Linked DNA regions of Homo sapiens: region 2 is linked to region 1. The links are chromatin contacts, found by Hi-C or POLR2A ChIA-PET in ENCODE. All regions are on one chromosome and are shown on one strand. Each heading gives the region's core, a stretch centred on a gene start or an enhancer-like site at or near the end of the contact. The rest is flanking DNA. Distances are from core to core; before and after follow the strand shown. Region 1 has its middle 150 kb from the start of LINC01811. Region 2 overlaps LINC01811 (long intergenic non-protein coding RNA 1811).

What was found. A loop is a pair of places that touch in the nucleus more often than their neighbours do. ChIA-PET counts read pairs that join two places held with the same protein, here RNA polymerase II (POLR2A).
Region 2: a map of A673 shows a loop between it and region 1 (3-fold over the local background). The contact joins two enhancer-like sites. A Hi-C loop is called at or near these places in 1 of 168 maps with a recorded cell type or tissue (A673) and 1 of 37 single-sample maps with no recorded cell type. POLR2A ChIA-PET finds 5 or more read pairs at or near these places in 2 of 52 experiments (A673 and WTC11).

Annotation. Positions count from the first base shown.
Region 1 is chr3:34,005,261-34,012,669 of GRCh38, reverse strand. No RefSeq gene overlaps it. Among named protein-coding and RNA genes, the nearest start is that of LINC01811, 150 kb to the left of the region's middle. RefSeq lists an enhancer at 379-673. Within about 2 kb of position 3,249, at least 3 of the 41 ENCODE cell types and tissues checked have a DNase peak (open chromatin) inside an H3K27ac peak, as active enhancers do; they include A673, where a contact is called at or near this core.
Region 2 is chr3:34,257,041-34,264,449 of GRCh38, reverse strand. All of the region lies in intron 2 of LINC01811 (long intergenic non-protein coding RNA 1811), which reads right to left. Among named protein-coding and RNA genes, the nearest start is that of LINC01811, 100 kb to the right of the region's middle. Within about 2 kb of position 3,674, at least 3 of the 41 ENCODE cell types and tissues checked have a DNase peak (open chromatin) inside an H3K27ac peak, as active enhancers do; they include A673, where a contact is called at or near this core.

The DNA.
Region 1 (7,409 bases), core at 2,000-4,499:
CACAAGGGAATCTTCTGGGGTGGTGAAAATGTTCCATGTTGTCATATGCATGGTGCTGACTTAGAGTATACATTTGTAAAATTTCATCAAGCTGGACACTTAACACATTTTACTTTAAAAATTATACTTCAATAAAAAATAAAAAACAATAACATATAAGTAAACATGCAAGTGTAAATTACGGGAAAGTTTATGAAGAGCAGGTAATAAAAGAAAGCCCAGAGCAAGAGATGAGACAGGAGCCTAGGTCTTCTGAAACACTCTTTCTCCCTGTAGGCCACGCTTCCTCTGCAACAGAAAGTAGTGCTTTCTCACCACACAAAGCAAGGCAAACTTTTTCCCCTAATGGAGTCCAGAGTCCCTGCTCAGCAAGCTATGTGGAATTTGGGGTGTTTGTTTGGACAGTGAATCATAGCTCATGGGGATGAGAGTCCTTCAGCAGCTCAGGATTTAAATAATGATGTGTCAACATCTGCCTCCGATGACTCAGATTTAATCTTAACAGTGACCCTGTAAGCTTGCAGGATTATTAGAGCCAGCCACACAGACACAAAGAATATTAAAGTTGTTTGTCAAAAACCTCTCTGCTTCTGTCAAGAAAAACTTCCAGAAAAGAGGAATACACATGCTCAAAACAGAAGAACCTCCAACTGGAAATGGAAGGAATAAGGTGCCATTTATGCCTACTTTGCCAAGAATGATGAGTTGGAAGGAGTAAACTTCTGGTGTTTGCAGCTTTAAAGGAACTCCAAATTTCTTATGTTGTTTAAGGAGTCATCATATTGCAATGCTTTCAGATTAAAATTGTATGCCTCTTGGATACTTTCTTATCTTCTTTACCTTATGCTGAAGTCAAAAATTCTAAGTGATTGCCCCAAATCTTACTGGACTTGGTGACTAGGAATCTGACTTCTTGTCCTGGTTCTGTCATTACTAGTATAGCCACATCAGCTTCTCTGAGTCTCAGTTTTCTCATCTGTGAAATAGAAGTATTAAGAGTTTGCTATTAAAGAAGTAGTCTAGAAATTACAGACAGGCCTGGCACATGCACTAAGTACTCAGCACTCCTGAGCTGTAGCTGAAGCCTCCACACTATGCAGTCCCACGCAGGCTTTGCCCTGTCCCATCTCAAAAGTAGACCCAGAATGTATCAAACACAAATGCCAAAGGGAACTAGCCTCACCAGGGATGTGGAACTGACCAGCAGGTGTCTCACAGAGCTTCAGTGGGTTCTTTTGATTGACAACATATGCCTGACAGCATACTTAGGACCAAACAATGCTACAAAGCACTTTCAATGGACTGGCTCATTGTGGCCTCCCCGCATCTTTAGGAGGCCTTATAAGGCCCTATAATAGATTTAAAAGCTGAATGAAGTTCAAAGTGTTATGTGAACACACAGCTAAAAGATGACTGAGTCAAGGTTTGAACACCAGACCTCCTGGGCTGGAAAAGTCTGTGGCTTTTCGCAATTCAATACAATTAGCAAGTCCTTGGGAAAAAGATATACAAAACCCAGAAGAGGAAAAAAGTAACTATTTCGTTTTCTATTGCTGGGTAACCAAGTAGCCTCAAAACTTAGTGTGTTCACACAACATTTATTTTATTTTTCCACAATTCAGTGGGTTGGGATTTCCAGATTTCAACTGGGAATCTGGGAAGCCAGGGCTGGAAAATCCACTTCCAAGATGGCTTCTTCACTCATGTTTAGTATACCTTTTTGCTCCTTGGCCTTTCTTTCCCTCCACATGGCATATCATCTGGTGGTCTCAGGATAGTCATACTTCTTTCTTATATGGCAGCTGGCTCCAAGAGGCAGGAAGCAGAAATTACCAGGCTGGCTAAGGGCTACACCCCAGAACTGGCACAGGGTCACTGTGCTATTGGTCAAAGCAGTCTGGAGTCAACTCAGCGTCAAGGAGATGAAGAAAATTATCTCTTGAGAAAGGCATGGCAAGGTCATATTGAAGATGCACACGTGAAGGCCGGGCACGGTGGCTCACGCCTGTAATCCCAGCACTTTGGGAGGCCGAGGCAGGCGGATCACAAGGTCAGGAGATCAAGACCATCCTGGCTAACATGGTGAAACCCCATCTCTACTAAAAATACAAAAAATTAGCCGGGCATGGTGGCGGGCACCTGTGGTCCCAGCTACTCAGGAGGCTGAGGCAGGAGAATGGCATGAACCCGGGAGGGAGCTTGCAGTGAGCCAAGATCACGCCACTGCACTCCAGCCTGGGCGACAGAGCAAGACTCTGTCTCAAAAAAAAAGAAAAAAGGATGATGCACACGTGAGATGGAGGATGCTATTGTGGCCATTTTTGGAAAAACTAATCTGCCACAAATCCCCTAAGGGTTCTGTATTTGCAAAAGTGAGAACCAAGGACCACATTACTGCTATAACCCAATAACAGCAATAAATTCAGTGCTTTACTGATTATAAAATACTTTTTATGAGGCATGTGTCATTAAATGCTCATAAAACCCTGTGACATCAGCATTATTTATAGGGGAAGAGAGAAGAAGTGGTTTGTCTAAAAACCTGTAGACAGAAAGTAGTCAGTGTCTTTGGGGCTTCTATGCTTGCTCTGTCTGGTGTGATAACACTGTGAGGGGTAGACATGAGAATGAGGTCTTAGAGGCCTTCTATTTCTTACTACAGGGTGTTTGGGAAGAGAGCTGGGTGTTCGCCTCTTGTATTTAAATCATTTTGCTACAGAAATATTATTGTAAAACCAATCATGTATATGGCTCTTTCTACCTTACCTCTGCCATAAAATGTCAGAACCCTGTCCCAGCAGGTATAGGGCTTAGGTTTCTAGGTTAGGACTGGAGCCACTGGGAATATAATAAAACCACTTCAATCAATGAGAATAAGAGTCCCAACTGAGGCTGCAATTCACTATTTGCACCGCTGGTTTTGGTTTTCCCACAACACAGTTTTGAAGGGCCTCACTAATCCCTTGAGTCTTCTTTGTGATAAGGAAGAATGACCAGAACGGGAGTAAGACATTAACTTGAGATTTTATGTTCCCTTCCAGGAAGCCACCCCCTCTTGAGTGCATTTCCATAGCTCCAGGATGAACATATTCATGAAACTTGAGCCAATGAAGGAAAGATACCCATGTGGATTGGACCAATATGCAAACTTCAAACTGTGTCATTATATTTTTATTTTATGAACCTCCTTGCTTAACATCTCATCCCACCCAGATTATAACCTGCACAAAAGCAAAGGGAATTTGTTGTTCTCTCTTGTTCATCCCTGCATTCCTTATACCTAGAACAGAGATAAGCAAATATTAGGTATTCTATGAATGTTTATTGAACAAATAAATGAATGCAATGACTCAGCTCCTACCATATCTATGCTAGATGGATATGAACTATATTTGTCTTATGTATTGCTGTATCCCAGCTGGTGCATAGTAGATGCTCAATAAATGTCTGATGAATGAATAAGGAAAGGAGGAAGGGAGAGAGAGAAAGAGGGAGGGAATAATGAAGGAAAGAAGAAGGAAGGAAGGAAGGGAGGGAGGGAGGGAGGGAGGGAGGGAGGGAGGGAGGGAGGGAGGGAGGGAGGGAGGGAGGGAAAGAAAAAGGATCTTGGACTAAGAAGCAAGTGTTGCCCCCACCTGTGCAGTGATAAGGTTTTGCTGAAGTCATGTACTCTCCTTCTTGAATTTCCCAGGTTTTTAGAAGCCCAGCAGCCACCCTCACTCTGAACAAGCTGCCTATTTGTTATGCTGAGTAAAAGCATGATCACAGCAACAAAGAAATATCATTACAGAGAATTTAGTCTCATTTGCAAAATTTTGCAGCAAGGACAAATATAACCAATGAAACAATTTGAAGCAGAAGTTTGTGAGTTTCAAATAAAATGTGGTTTTAAGAAAAAGCCATGAAACAATTAGACTTTAATCACTACATCTCTGCCTCTCTGTTCCTCCCCAGAGTTTCATCTTATTCCTCTCTCTCCTCTGCCCTCCTCAATGCTTACTCCAACCCCCAACAAGTCCAGTGAACCCTGAGGATTTTTCCCCTCATAATCCATCTCAGAGCTGTCTCTCCTTGCCATTTCTATAGAATCACTGCAGCCCATCCATGTTACGCACCTCCCACCTTTGCTAGCTGCCTCCTGGGGGAAGATGCAATGATCTAGTTAAAGCTTCCTGCTGTGCTTAACACAGGACAGGGCATTCTGTGCAATGAAGCCTGTTCTAAGTGAGTCACCATTCCCCTGAGACCCTCCCCCAGGTCTGAGAAAGCTGATGCTGACTGAGCTCTGAGCAGCTAGCTCATCCCCCTTCCTACACAGAGGTAAAGCCACCAAGCCAACAGACAGTGGGTATTCACTGGCAGGGTGCTAAGTGATCAGGGTGGATAGGCCCATGTGAAGCAGCCCAGTGAGGGACACTACCCAGCACTTGGAGAGCTTCTGGTAGGCTTGCAATTCTAGATATTGAACATCTGTCTTGGTGAGTACATTTTACATCTACTCAAGTCATTCTCCAAGTTTCAGAGGTAGAAAGAAGCCAGGTGAGCAATGCTATGTGTCTTTACTAGCTTAGGCCAAAAACCATTAGAGTTCCTGTCATCAATGCCCAGGCTGGTGCTTCCCGAGGAGGCTAGGAAGTCATTCCTGATGAAGGCAGTTGCTGGTAGACTCACACTCAAACTGGGGCCTAAAATGTCTGAGGGGAAGCAACAGCAGAATGGACCCAACTGGCCTAGTCATTCACCCATACACACAGTTATTGAGGTCTACTCAGTCCTAGAGCATACAGAAGGCCCTAGACACACAACGAGGAACAAGAAAGTCTAGATCATGTCTTCATAGTCTAGGGCAGGGAGTACAAAAATAAACATACAAATTGGGCACAGGAATCCCAGGAGAAACCAGCAGGGCCACCTGCCTTGATGTTAGGAGGTCAGGAAACCTTCCTGGAGTGAGAAACATGCCGATCTACCTGGTTTGGAAATTGACCACTGCTCCCCATGTAACAGAAGAATTTATGGGGTAAAGACTGAGGTCCAACTGTGCACCCTGGAGCCAGGAGTTACTTTACAAGCACGTGCTCTGCTCTCCTAAGACATGGTGGCAGGCCAATGCAGGGACACAGAACAAAGCGTTGACCCCAGCTCTGCCACTCACTGGCTTTGTGGTCCTGGGCAAGTCATTTCAGCTCTCTTGGTCTCCTTTACCCCATTTGTTCAACCTGGGGCATTGCAGCATGAGCCCTGCAGGTCTCCCCTGCCACAGAATTCAGGCATCCTAGGACCATTGCCAACTACCAAAATGAGGCTGGCTTTTTCACAGCTGAGTCTCCCTGCCCCCAGATCACAGGTTGTAGCTGCTCTGGAGAGGAAGAAAGTCATTCTCACCTTCCTTTCCAAACCCCACAACATTCCAACAGCAAGGCAAGGGAGTAAAAAAGGACAATTACAGAGCCTCTACCATGTCCTGGGGGTTTTACCCGCATGATAGCTCATTTCATCTTGACCACAATCCCGAAAGGTAGGCATCATTTCCCCCATTTTACAGACAAGGAAACTAAGGCTTAGAGAGGCTGACAGACATATCCAGAAATACAGAACTTGGAAGTGGCAGAGCCTAAACTGAAATCAGGATGTTGAGGCTCTAAAGTGACCTATACCACCTACCCCCTGCAATTCTGAGGCATAACACAAAACCCTAAAGCAGGGGCTCAGTCAGCTACAGACAGAAACAGAGAACCAAGAGCAACATAGTGATGGTTGCTAAGGGTCACCATGCTATAGAGGATACAAACCCTCAGGTTCTCCTGGACAATAGACTGTGCGCCTGTCAAAGCCCCTGCAAGCCTCCACCTACCCCACTTTTAAACTCCAGCACTGGTGGAGGAAACTTGCTTACTCCTTCTGTAGTCCTCAGCTTACATGAGTCTGGCAGAGGCTCTGGACAGAGCCTCCAATTTCCTTTCTAACATTTGGACTCCCCTGTGCTTGCTCTGTAAAGACACCAAGGCTTTCTTTTAATTTCTTGACCTCCGAGAGAGAAAAATAACACTCATTTCAAAACCTGATGATCCTACTTCTCTTTCAGTTACTGAGAAAATTTCTGAGGTGTGCCCACTTTCCGTGTTCAAAAAAGAAAGAAATGTAAAGGTCTTGGGCTCTGCCACGGGTTCAAATCATTTCCTGCCAGATCGTCTTGTCTAAGCTGGTTAATTGAGAGGAAGGCAAAGTGTTCAGTGTTCCCTTTCCCTACTAGACCAAAAGCTATAGAGGCACCAGCTTTGATACTTCCAGCTTCCCTGGGGCCCAGAACACAGAGCTCCATGCGTGTTTATGGATTCAACCAAACATCCTTCCTACAGAAGGTCACACGAAATAAGCGTAACAGGGTATGAAAAACAGAAGTTTACCCTCAGGTACCTTCCAAAGGAGGTGGCAGAACACCTCTGTCATTTAAAAAGAAAATGGCTCCTCCTCAAAAATGACAAGACTGTCAAATCCACTTACAAGGGCTGGTAGTTCACTAGTTGGAATGGAATTTTTGAGAATTCCTTTAGAGAGAGCTGTGCTATGACTTACTGAGGTATGTCCTCCCCTGTTTGGGGTCACAGTGGACTTCTGACTCCTCCTTGAATAATCCCAAGACTAACAGCTGACAGCCAAGCTAGAGGAGAGGAGGTTGGGTAGCAGGGCTTACATTCCCAGAAATGCCAGGGTACTGTCAGCACATCACCATATTCCTTGGATTCCTTTTACCATTTTTGCCCGTTTATTTCCCAGCCTCTATGTGCTTTTGCTTCTAACAGCCTGCATCTGCAACTCTCTTTGGAGGGTTGCGTTCGAGTTGAAGTTGCTTTCCCTTCAGGAGGAAATTGCTGAAAGCCCCTGGGAATTTGGATCCCTGCATATTCCACTCCCATTATTACGCCTAGCCAGTGCCTCATGGGATAGGTGGAGGCACGTGAAAGCCCAGCTTCTTTGCCTTAAATCAGGACAAACGCTGAGGTGTGATTTACACTCCAGAGTGCCCTTCGTAATCCACTCAATCTCCATGGGATTTTGCCTGAAACCACACCCTTACTTGGCTTCCCATCCTTCCCCATCCACATTTCCCCACCACTTTGCACCCAACCTAACACAGGATGTCTGCAGAACCCAAGAGAAGGAGTCAGAAAGAATGCTAGCCAGGCTGCACCAGTGCCCATCAAGTAAAAATGCTACTGTGCTCCTCACCTCTTCTCCATTCTTTAAACCCTAGACCAGCAGAAACTGTGATTAACAAGTTGGGGGTAGGAAGGGTAGGCACTGAAGTCACAGGAGACAAGAAGAAACCATCCACATTCCTTTTCCTTCCTTCTCCTCAGCAGCGCTTAGCTGGCAGAACAGAAAATGCAAAATGGGGGATGTATCAC
Region 2 (7,409 bases), core at 2,425-4,924, 250 kb before region 1:
GGATCAGATGTATTCACATACAAACAACGCTCTGTGCAATACAAAGTTGTTTTTGGTCAGGCACAGTGGCTCACACTTGTAATCCCAGCACTTCAGGGGGCTGAGGTGGGAGGATCACTTGAGGCCAGGAGTTCAAAACCAGTCTGAGCAACAAGCAAGACTCCGTCTCTATAAAAAATTTTTAAAAATTAGCCATGTGTGGTGGCACACACCTGTAGCCCCAGCTACTCAAGAGGCTAAGGTGAAAGGATCACATAAGCCCAAGAGTTTGAGGCTGCAGTGAGCTGTGATCATGCCACTGCCCTCCAGTCAGGGCAACAGAGTGACACCCTATCTCAAAAATAAATAAATGAATAAATAAGGAATTTGTTCTTTTTTGAGATGGAATCTCGCTCTGTTGCAACCTCTGCCTCCCCAGTTCAAGCGATTCTCCTGCCTCAGCCTCCTGAATAGCTGGGATTACAGACGCGCACTACCATGCCCGGCTGATTTTTGTATTTTTAGTAGAGATGGCGTTTCACCATGTTGGCTAGGCTGGTCTCGAACTCCTGACCTCAAGTGATCCGCCCACCTTGGCCTCCCAAAGTGCTGGGATTATAGGCGTGAGCCACCGTGCCCAGTCAATAAGTTGTTCTTTATATGATCAAAGAACAGGACAGGCTGGCAGGCTTAGAATCACCTGGGAAGAAGCTTAGAAATCCAGACTCTCAGGTCTAATTCAGAATATCTGGGATGAGGCCCCTGAATCTATAGTTTTAATTAGCTTATCCAAGTGACTGGTGATGCAGCCAAGCTTGGGATCTATTTATGGAGAAGAACCTAGTATGCTATTAAACTGCTAAGCTAGAGGGAAGCAAAGGAAAAAGGAGGAGAAAGAGAGAAGGAAAGAACTAGAAGGTGATGAGAGATGAGGTGACAGCTGCCAGCATCCTCTCCAGCCTTCCTGGTACAGATTGCTGCCAGGTCTGTAGCAGGCATGGAATTCACAAAGAGAACTGGTGAAGCAATTTGCAGCCCAGTTGTCTAGGAGCCCAGTAATTAAAGGATGTCGTGGACCCCTTTCACCGACCCCCGAACTTACCCAATATAAAGTGACTTAGATTTTGATTCCAGAAGAAGTTTTAAAAATATCAGGCAGTGCTGTTTCTATATATAAAAAGTCTGTCGTTAAGGAAACATGTCTCAAATAAAGCTCCTTTTAACAAAATAAAAGTCCTCTGCATTCACCAGCAACATTTCATAAAAAGAGAAGGAAACAAGCTGTGAGAAAGATGATAGCTCTGGGGGAAAAATAAAATGTGCATAACCTTTGTACCCAGATTAGCATGCCACTGCCACATTTCTAGAATCACCAAGCAAGTTTTTCCCTCCTTCTACCAGGCTCAAAATCAGAATTTCTTGTTTGCATCATAAAAAAGTGGGGATTAGCCTTTGAAAATGACATTTTCCTTATTTTATGTATTATAGGCACCTGGTAAATGGTCTTCACTAGCTGTCAGGGTCTTCTGGAATATGGATGTGTATATCTGTGTCTCTGTGTGTGTGTTTGTCTGCATCTGTGTGTCTGTGTGTGTGTGCCAAAGAATGGTTCTTTGACTACTCATAGAACGAGAAATATGGCAGTCCTCTCTCTCTCTGAGAAAATGATTTCTCTACCCCAGGACTAAGATGACCCTGGTTCCTTCCTTTTACACCCTGGGATGCCTATTGGTACCTGCAAGGATGTAGCAGAATAGCACTGGGCTTGGAATCAAAAGATCTGGATTTCAGGCTGTGTTTGCCGGTGGACAAATCACTCAGCCTTCTCATCCCTGCTTTGGGAAAATTTTACTTGTCTTGATCTCACAAGGAAGTCGTGAGGACACCATGAAGGTATAACTGTGTGCTTTGTAAACTCCAAAGCAGGATGCAAGTGTGTTATTTTTATTGCTGGATAAATTGTGTTTTACTGTCTCAAACACTTTTACCCTGAAGGGTTCTCATCCCCTGTGACAATTTGAGGAAACCTTCCCTGGGTGTCCCTAGGCATCATTAGCCATAGGATAACACGTATGGAAAATGTGCCAGGCACTATGCTGAGTGCTATGTTCATTTACCTCATTTACTTAAAACAGCCCCGAGATAGGTCTTGTGATCTCATCTTTCAGAGAGGAAACAGACTCAAGAAGGCTGGGTAACTGTTCCCAGGGTCACGTAGGCAGTAGGCAGATGAGAGAATAGTGATTCTTATTTCTGTGATTCCACAGCTGGTGCTGTCCCCATGAGGCATCATGGTCTGTGCTCATTGTCACCACTTTGTAAGGTACTTTCCTGAGGGCTTGTCTGCCTTCCCATGGCTCTTGCCTGGTTATTCTTAACCTTTGAAGGCTGAATCAACATATGTGCTCAATTAATTGTATTATCTCATTCAATGTGTGAGGAAGAGTGGATTTGTGGGCTGCCACAATGAGTCACTTTTCATTGCCATTTTCCACACTCTAGAATGCCCATAATGTGATGCAGAATTGTTTTCCCAATGCAGTCAAAATTCTCAAGTGTGTGTGTGTGTGTGTGTGTGTGTGTGTGTGTGTGTGTGTGCACGTGCGCATGCGCGCGCACGCGCTATCAGACTGATTGCTATGTTCATCAAGGTCATTGATTCTCTCATCTATCCAACAATTGACGTAAGATTCTAAAGAAGCACCCCTTTGTTCTAGAAATACAATTTTATAAGTCTGAAAAAGCCAGCATTTGCATGGTGTTAAACTTAAAAATCTCTGTAATCAATGCTAATTTGACATGATGAAATGCAGCACTTTCCATCTCAAAGCTCTTTGCAAAAATTAATTACCAATTAATCTAAAACTTTAGAGCATTATTTATTATCTGTACACTCAGAACTTGAAAATATTTACATTTCAAAGCATGACATGTAAAACTATTCTATTATGTTTTAAAGTGGAAAAAAAAGTTCAAATTCTCAGAAAAGGACAAATCACAAGTACATCAGTGAAATCAAACTACCAGATTATTCTGAGAACTGTTAATATCTCCCTGGAAAATGCTATACAAATATCCAGTTGGAATCTTGCTGAAGGCATTTCTCTGAAGTAATAATGCTAATCAGTCTAGAGCAGTGAACTCTGACATGAGACAGTGAGCTGCTCTGCCCTTCCTTTCAGAATCCAAGGGGTTTTATTCATAGCTACTCCCTGAAATAGTGCTTGGTGGAAAGGAGGCAAATTGGATTGTCTCAACAGATAAATGAATCATTACATCAGAATGAGGGGGCGGTAGGGCAGGAGGAAAAAGAGAAATGGAAGGATGGGAGGGAAGGAGCAAGGAAAGGGAAGAAAAGAAAGAAGTAAGAAAAGAAGGGAGAAAAGGAGGAAAGAAAAGGAGGAAGAAGGGAAGAAGGGGGGACAAAGGGAGAGAAGGAAGGCAGGAAGGAGGGAAGGCAGGAAGGCAGGTTGCATAGAGTTGGTTTGAGATTAAAGGTACAATGCTTAATACTCTTAAAAGCAGGGACCATTTCTGCAGAAGAAATATGAACTGCAAAGACTTACTAGGTCTTAACTTTCATTTTAAGATATTAAAAGTAAACTCTTTTCCAAGACAACAAAATAAGTCTGTGGACTTCTGCCTCATCCAAAACAAGCCTCTCTTTAGCCCCACCTGGTGGCCCTTCTCCCTTCAAACTGTAAGTTAGGCTATGAGCTATAAAAATTTGCAGAAAATCCATGTACAACAACCCTAGGCTTGAGGCACACAATTACCTGGGAAGATTTTTCTAGAAACTGATCAGAGAGCATATTTGTCCACAATTCAGCTATCTCTCTGTTGCTCCCTCCATTCCTCCCTCACCACCTCCCTGTGCTACAAATTGTGGTTACAATTTATTTCGAAGCTGACAACAGAGCTAAAAGCCCAGATGACACCCCTAACACCTCCTTATGGGAAGGTGGTGCAGTCTGAGCAGGCATGAATTCATAGCACAGTGGGAACAAGTCTGTCATACCCAGGCTGTGAAAAATCCTCTGAATTTCCACAACGGAGGGAAGCAAACTGGCTGAACAGAGGCATAAAATGGACTTTGAAAGAAGAAGGTGCATCCTAGCTCTGAGATGGAGTACTGGGACAGCTTTCAGGGAGGATGTGTCTTAGCAATAGTAGCTCATGTGTTATTAGGGGCTTTCTTAGGTAGACATATTGATTGATTAATATTTACCCACAGGATCTGTACTGCAGTTAGGAGAAAGAATGGAGAAATTCACAGAGTTTCAAAGGTGCCATTCCTTCCGGAAACATCAATACCTTAAACTGTGTAACCCTGGACCTCTAGAGGGTCCCAGGTCTCGGAGGACAAGGTGAGGGTATGACTGCTGGCTATAAAAAGCTTGCCAGCTTCACCATGAACTTCCACACTGTTGCCCAGCCTCTATGTCCCTGGCCAGCTGACCCTGCAGGCCTGCTTCTCTTTGTACTAAAGCTCTGTCAGCAACACTTCTGTGCAGAGGGAGCTGGCACAGCAGCGAGCTGACAAATATCATTTTAAATTAAATAGTATATTTTAAAATGTGTTTCACATGTTAAAGGCACAGATGGTGAGGTGTCCATGCCTTAGGAGACAGCTGTGCTGAGGAGAAAACAGGTGTGGATTGCGGTTCATCCTCACACCAGCTTCCTGGCATGGTTTCCTCTGAGCAGCCAAGCTACCTGATCCACCTCCAGGCCCTTGGGCTGGGGATCTTGCTGGCAAAGATCTAGCCCACCTGGACCATACCAGAGGAGTTTCTGGTCTTGAGCTGGGGTTACTTCCAACTAAAAATACGATGCAAAACCATTTTACAACACCAAGGATACAGCTTTGTTCTTACTTATCTTTTTTGTGATGCTTGATATTATTGTTTAGGATCATTTTTGTTGTTGTGAATTTTTTTATTGCTTTGGTTAGTTTTGCAAGAAGGATACAAGTGAAAAAAGAGCAGGAGCAATGTGATATATATTCAGCTGATCAAATGTCCAGATTTTTCAGAGATCCCCAGCCTTTGGGGATCACTGAAGCCAAGTTCCCCTCCTTACGTAATCCCCATATTAACCTAAAGTGGCGACTCTCAAAGTGAAGGTCCCTGGATCTATGGCATTAGATGTTGGAAATGCAAATTCTCAGGCCCCATCCCAGACCTACTGAATCAGAAGAAACTCAGGAGTGGGGCCCACCCATCTGTGTTCTAACAAATCCTCCAGGTGATTTTGATTCTCTTCAAGACTGAGAACCACTGGCCTATGCTATCTACTGCAGGTTTGTTCACAGGGAGACAGGGAGATAATGTCCTGGCCTGGCCTATTCCAACACCCTGAGTTTAAAGGGATCTATTTCCTATAGTGAAACTAACTTACTGATTCAGTTCCTTTGTCTCTTGGGAGCTCCTTGGCATATTTGCATCCCTGGAACTCTGGTTCATGGCTGGGTCTGTATTTCTGCATTTGTAGGGGGAGGGCCAGATCTGAAATTGTGATGAGGGTACCAAGGTAATGCCATCTTCTAACTCAGTCCTAAATGCCTTCTTCCCAACTTATCCCACAGCAGGTTCTGTGCTCATAGAGAACAATGAGTCAGGTTTGGCCCATGGCTCAGTGGGAGTTCACAGTACAGTGGCGGAGACAACCTTGGAAACAGACTCTTGTAATGCAAACTGATTAGTGCTGTAGAGAGGCCTGAGCCAAGTGCCTGGGCACATAAAATAGCCCTAGGGAATACAAGAACACAATTCTCCCTTAATTTCTCCAGCCCTGGCAGAGACCCAGCATCCCAGACAGGCAAAAGGTATAGAAAATAAATATCTTCCTACATAATATTGTTCTCTGTTTCTTCTTTGTGAAAAGGACAGCTACAATGCCTAGTGTGGGGCATGCCACCTGGACCCCGGGAAGCAGTTAAGCAAAGGAGGCAAAGCAGCCTCCTTAGCTATCCCAGCAGTGCAATCTAGCTCTCTCTGAAGCTCCAGGGGGTACATTTGCAAGGAAAGGGAAAGCTTATCTATTCCTTTTTTACCCTTAAGAAGCAACAGTTGAAACCAAATTTCTAGAATTCTATGACAAAAGTCACCTCAGCCTGAGGTCTTACCACTCTCCTTTTGGCATGTTTCTTAAAATTCATCACCACTACTGTATAGTAATGACAAAGCCAGGATCCCTACCCATGCTAACCTCAGCAGAGGGGCCCATCGCCACCACTCTGACCTCTGCCAAAGGCCAGGGAGCTTTTTCTATCATCCACATTGACTCACCTGAAAGTGTCCAACACCCAGAATTCCACAGGACTCTGCCTGGGAGCTCTGGGTCTGTGACTCTGGAGGACTTCTATCTTCCCCGTTCGGGTTCCACCATTTATGAGCAAGGGCCTTCACTTCTCTGAGCCTCCCTGTATCTGCACTGAAAATGGAGCAGTCCATTCCTGCCAACCTAAGGGCAATGTGGTAAGGATATAATGAGACATCTATAGTATGGAGCCTGGCCCTGGTGTGGTTTGGTAAATGATAGTATTAGGAAAGCAATTTACAATGAGGATGTTGGTCTAGAGACTCTCTAACCAATTTAAAAGATTACATGGGATCATGGCACTGTGTCCTCTGTCTGGCAGTGCAAATTCTCTGTTCTCTGCCTGATGATCACCTGAGACACACTGCTTCATGACCATAAGAAGCTCCAACTCAGGGCAAAAACAAACAAACAAACAACTAGAACTAAGGAATGGTGAGCCAAAACGGCAATAAGTCCAAAGTGTAGAAGAAGAAACCAGCTCTGACTGTGGCATGGGGAAGTTATCTACTTCACTGATTTCATCTCACCATCAGTGAACAAGAGCACAGGCTGCACTTCGTCTTGCGCTGGCTGAGCAGAGGGTGGAATCTAGCTGCCCAGCCTCATTCTGACCACCAAGGCTCTTTAGCATGTCCAGTGCCTACAAAATAGTAGTATAGAGGACTACGAGGGGCCAAGAGGGGACTAGAGTTGCTGTGGCATCAACTTCTGGGCATGAAACCCCATCACAATCGCTGACCCCTTTACAATGGCTAAACCAAGACTGACTAAAGCTTCATAGTCACCAAAGAGACAGTGTCATGTTGCTGGGGCCCAGCTGGAGGTACCAACCCAGTGCTGGAGAGAGACCTTATTCCTGGAAGCCTAGAGAATCAGACTGTGTAGGAAAGAAACCATAGACTCCACAGTCACCCAGGGAACTCTCCTGGAAAGTTACGAGAGAAAGCAGGAGAAAACAATGCACTAAGGACTCTCCTATGCTGAACAATACTGTCCAATTAGTACTATTACTATCCCTAGTTTACACCTGAGGGAGCTGAGGCTGAGAAAGGTCAGGCAATTGCCCAAAGCAACATAGCTGGCAAGCGACAGAGGCAGAGCCCAGT